Linked DNA regions of Homo sapiens: region 1 is linked to region 2. A link is a loop called in an ENCODE intact Hi-C map of the cell type or tissue named here. Cell type or tissue: PC-3. All regions are shown on one strand. Each heading gives the region's core, and the rest is flanking DNA. Links, peaks and the distances in the headings are about the cores only. Region 1 has its middle 110 kb from the start of KLHL13. Region 2 has its middle 27 kb from the start of CT83.

Region 1 (2,831 bases), core at 111-2,610, 1.7 Mb before region 2:
CTCCTTCAAATTCAAGTATTGAAAAATAATTAGATTGGCTGGATGTGGTGGCTCACTCCTGTAATCCCAGCACTTTGGGAATACAAAGCAGGAGAATTGTTTCAGTCCAGGAATTCAAGACCAGCCTGGGCAACAAAGCGAGACACTATCTCTACAAAAAAAATTAGGGAAAAGCATCACATTGTACACCTTAAATATATACAATTTAATTTGTCAATTATACCTCAATAAAGCTGGGGAAAATAAATAATTAGGGGAGATTGGAAATTAGGTGGTAATTCTCCGGGTGTCTTTATATACCACTGTATACTCCATCTAAGTGCCCAGATAAATAAAAGATCTAGAATTAGGAGCCAGATTTCCTGAACCCCTATATAATGCCCAATATACCTAAAAAATATTGAGTAACAAACACATCTTCTAGGGGCTAAAGATCATTTTCTCTTGCAGAGCAATGCCTCTGCCCCCGGAAATGTTCTTATAATTTAATTGATCATTGCAAGCTGGACATTGATCCGAGACAAACAAATACTGTCGTGTCATTGAAGGTTGGGTCACTGACTAAGATATGTATCCTGAAGTATGAAGGTGGAGAAATGGAGCCAGGAGCCAAGGAATGTGGGCAGCCTCTAGAAGCCAGAAAGGGTGAGAAACTGTATTTTCTCTTAGAGCTTCCAGAAGGAATGCAGCTGGACTGACACCATGATTTTTTAGGACTTCTGACCTCAGAAGTGTAAGGTAATAAATGTGTATTGTTTTAAGCCACTGAGTTTGTAATAGTTTGCTCCATCAACTACAGAAAATGAATACAGAATCCATGCTTTTCATCACCAGGCCTTGCTGTCTTGGATGCCTACAAAAAGTGAGTCTGTGGAATTACGGGGTCATCCTAAGGAAAAATAGAAAAACATGGCTGTAGGCCGGGCATGGTGGTGAACACCTGTAATCCCAGCACTTTGGGAGGCCAAGGCAGGTGGATTGCTTGTGGCCAGGAATTCGAGACCAGCCTGGCCAACATGGCGAAACTCTGTCTCTACTAAAAATACAAAAATTCGCCGGGTTTGGTGGTGCACGACTATAATCCCAGCTACTCTGGAGGTTGAGGCACGAGAATCACTTGAACCCAGAAGGCGGAGGCTGCAGTGAGCTGAGATCATACCATTGCACTCCAGCCTGGGTGACAGAGTGATATCCTGTCTCAAGAAAGAAAGAAAGAAAAGGAAATAAAAAGAAGAAGAAAAAAAGAAAAACGTTGGGTGGATATGACAGACCAGTATGTATGTGTAATTCAGTAGGGGTTTAGTTTTGCTTTCTACCTTTAAACATGATTAAAAAAAACTTTGATCATTTTTGAAAAGCATATGAAAGACAGAGAGAGAGAAATATCCATCATACTCAAAATTAATCCTTTGAAAATATTATAATTACTGTGGTATCTGGTATCCATCCACTAGATGTCAGGAGAGACAATGTCAAGGCTCCTACTCTGCTTCAACCTTCTACTCAGGTAGCATTCCTGATAAAACTGAAAAGCAAACCATTGTAGAAACCATACGATAATTTACATGTAAAATGCAGACAAGGTACAATAAACATTTCATATGACTTGGTTTTGGAATATATGTGTGAAAATCTAGACTTAGTCTGTGGTCTCATGAGACCAAATATAGCCAGCTCTTTTAAATAGCTTATGGTGGCACACGGAGGGCATTCTGGGTATTTCCCAGTGTCCTGTGGCTTACCCTGTACTTTTTGAACTTTTGAATAACACCTCACCCAGAAAGCTTCTCAGCAGTCTACCCACCACAAGGGAATTTGCTTTACTGGTTTTGCGTTAAGTTGGATCATTTTTGTGGCTCTTCCTAAAACCTGTTTCTGGCTGCCTTCTTAGTGTTCATTTGAGAGAAGCCATTGTGTCTTGAGTGATATTTAATTTACTTATTTAGAAGGTTTATGTAATTTTCCCTAGATCCTGTCTGTTCACTGTTCTTAAACGGATCAGCATGGCTCTGATTGACTACAGTTTCCCTTTTAAATCAAATTTCTTTTGGTTTGCTCCTGGGGCAAAATGGGTGGGTCTGTTAGTGGAGCAGTGAAGGGTAAGACTGTAATAAAGATCATAAATAACAAAAGTTAAAGTCAATGATGTTGTCAGATGACTCATCTGCATGGCATTGGCGTCAAGAGAGCAGAAAAGCAGTGAGAAATAAAAGCAACAACAAAAAAAGGAAAGGGCTTCTTGCTGAACTGTGGGGCGTGTGTGTGTGTGTGTGTGTGTGTGTGTGTGTGTGTGTGCTGGGCCGATTCCCAGGGAAGAAAAGTAGTCACTGATTCTTCTGTGGCATACCTGACCACAAATTGCCCAAGACTTCCCCTTGGTTATAGACAGAGCTTGAATCCCCTATCAAAAAATTGGACCAGAGCTTCTAATAACGTGATCGTATCCCAATACAATGGAAAGTTGAATTTTTATTGTTACCTCCTTAATTCCTCTTATTATATCTCTGTCATTAGTGTCAGGAGATTTTTTCAGGTAACATACTTATATTCTTTCTTAAGGTACAGTATAACTTTTTAAGTTTTCTTCTTTTTCTATTCATGAATCTTGGTTGAATGTTATTTTATATTTGTAGGGCTATGTGGGTTTTCTTCTCTCCTAACTTACAGATGCTCTCAGATCATTGTTTAACTTTGATAGCTTAACATTCTCTTTCTATATTCAAAAAATCAGTGACCTTGCCCTCTATCTGCCGGCTTAAGCTTTCATACACTGATCCAAAGCTTGTTGGAACATGGATATTTTAAACTATTACTCTCCCATATATCTACTT
Region 2 (2,831 bases), core at 268-2,767:
TTACCCTGATGTTATTATGCATTGCATGCCTTTATCAAAGTATCTAATGTAACCCATATATATATATACACACACCTATTATGCACCCACAATTTTTTAAGACAGGCAATAATAAATACTGGAGAGGAGGTGGAGAAAGGGGAAACTTTGTACACTGTTGGTAGGTATGTTAATTAGTTCGGCTACTATAGAAAACAGTATAGATATTCCTCAAAAAACTAAAAACAGAACTATCATATGGTCCAGCAATCCCACAGGTGGGTATAATATATCCAAAATAAAGGAAACTAGTGTGTCAAATAGATATCTGCACTCCCATGTTTATTGCAGGTCTATTCACAATAGCCAAGATATGGAATCAACCTAGTGCTCATCAATGGATGAATGGATTAAAAAAGATATACACAATAGGATTTAGCCTTAAAAAGAAATAAAAGCCTATTATTTGCAGCAGCATGGATGAAACTAGAGGAAATTGTGATAGTTAAAATAAGCCAGGCACAGAAAAACAAATATTGCTTGTCCTCACTCATGTGTGGAAGCCAAAAAAACTATTGATCTAATAGAGAGTAGAAGGATGGTTACCAGAGGCTGGGAAGGGTAGTGGGTAAGGGGGAATAAAGAGGGACCGGTTAATGAGTACAAAAATACAGTTAGATTGAAAAAGTAAGATATAGTGTTTGGTAGAACAATAGGGCGAGTATAGATAACAATAACGTTCTATATATTTCAAAATATCTGGGAGAGTGAAATCAGGACGTTCCTAACACAAATAAATGACAAATGCTTGAGGTGATAGCTTTTCTACTTTCTTTGATTTCATCATTATACATTGCATGCTTGTATCAAAATATCACATGTAAAACTATTATGTATTCATAAAAATAAAAAATAAATTTTTTAAATGTAAAAAATTATTTTTAGAAAAGTGAAGTATAGATGTTACTAGAAAAACCATATATTTCACTTAAATTTCCAACTGATATTAAGAACAATTTTTAAAATTTTATTTTTTCTATTCTTAAAAGTTATGACTAGGTTGAAAATTATATTTTAAGAAAATTTTCAAGTTAGCATTTCAATGTTTCAGTGATAGACGTAATGAATTGTTAAAGTCTCAATTTAAACTGAACATGTAGTTCATTCTGAGGAAAAAAGCTAAAAGCAATTTCTTTTCTGAGTCTGTTAATATTTTCCAGAATATATATATATAAATATATAATTAATTTTATATATAATTTTACATATAATTAATTTTAAGTAGCATGTCCTCAGCAAAATACCATGCTAATTTATATTAACTATTAAATACTATGTTAATTATATTAATCCACAAGTGACTTGAGGGTTCTGGTGTTATAGATCAATGATCTATGGTATATTTCACAGACACAATATAACAATTATTTATTTGACCCTGGATAATATGGTGTACTTCCAAATGTAAGGAAGCTGTAATTGAAAAGTACAGAGCAACCAAAAAATAAAATAAACCTACAGAGCCCTCTGTTGGTAAACTAGAGAATATGTGATCAGAAAGAAAATTTTCAATATGTTTCTTCATTTTTAATTCAGTTTAATTCAGTTTTTGTGTCTGAATTTAATCTCATGGGATGAACTTGTTATGTTCTGTTTTTATATCAGTCAGTTCAAAATTATGTAAATTAATAGGGAAAATGTCAAGACATTAATGGTTAATGCAGTGCATCCTGTTGCATGGCCTTGAATAGGCACGATGTAGTCTGGCCTTGTTCTGGGAGAGTAACAATAGACAGAGAAGAACTATTTATAGACAATTCCAATGAAGGTGTTTGAAGAGGAAAACAGGTGGTATTCTGAAAAAAACAGATTGCTATTCTCCTCCTCTTTTTCTCCAATTTTCAAATATCAGCTGAAGTTCTTACAATTGAGCGAGTTCATTGCAATTTATTGGCAAAAATAGGAGTTGGTATCCTGAAACTAAATCTAAATCCCCTTCTAAAGAAGGGTGATAGATATCCACAAAGATTGAGCTATATCCCCACAATACTCATTCCTTTTCTCCTTGGTAGTATACCATAAATTTTGGTTGAGCATATTGGCCACTTAGAATAAACATAGTATTTCTTAGCTTCCTTTGCAGTGAGCTTTGGCCATGTAACTATACTCTCGCCAGTAAAATGAAAGTGGCACCATACACAATGTTTGGGAAATGTACTTAAAAGGGAGGAGGCATGTCCTTCTTTACTTTTTCCGCAAGTGTCGTAGCTGAGAGCAGTTCAGCAAACATTTTGGACAATGAAGTTGAAGATATACGTTGAGGATGAAAAAGAAACTGTATATAACAAATCTATATTCCCCAATAGATTTATGAATTTCTCCTCCATGTGCCAGACTGCCTGTCTTATAATCAACTGTATTGTTTTTTTAAGTTATTGCTATTCTGAATCTCTGCTACAGCTAAACTTAAACCTAAATGAAAAAAGGACTACTAGGGTAAAAATTTTCAAAAAGACTATGAATGGGGTCCTCTCAAACAGCATGTGAGTACCCAATAAAACAACCAACCAAGACTGTTACTTATTACATGTACTTGAAAAACTGAAAAGTACACAAGAACAAAATGACACTATCAATCATGATGAAGTTATAGAATTACATTTTTCAACTACTTATGAACACATTAACATACTTAGCATATCTGCAAAATGCTGCCAAGGCATCTCCATTTATTCACCTTCTCTACACAGGAATGGAAAGCTAAAACCGTATAATAAGTAGCAATTCTCTGCTATTTGAAGATACATATATGGAGGCAGTATAATGAGGGAAACTGGAATCAGGAGATCAGG

The links. Peaks named below come from ENCODE experiments on the same cell type or tissue, not always from the same donor. Only the 100,000 strongest peaks of a DNase experiment are listed, where the experiment ranks them.
Region 1: it touches region 2 in a loop (6-fold over the local background); 2 of 110 quality-filtered maps call a loop at or near these places.

What each region holds. Positions count from the first base shown.
Region 1 is chrX:118,224,859-118,227,689 of GRCh38, reverse strand. No RefSeq gene overlaps it. Among named protein-coding and RNA genes, the nearest start is that of KLHL13, 110 kb to the right of the region's middle. In PC-3, for the core only: a CTCF peak has its summit at 1,469 (motif pointing right); a DNase peak (open chromatin) is centred at 2,219; H3K4me3 peaks cover 721 bases; H3K27ac peaks cover 1,083 bases.
Region 2 is chrX:116,488,982-116,491,812 of GRCh38, reverse strand. No RefSeq gene overlaps it. Among named protein-coding and RNA genes, the nearest start is that of CT83, 27 kb to the right of the region's middle. In PC-3, for the core only: a CTCF peak has its summit at 1,518 (motif pointing left); no DNase peak of the experiment used is centred there.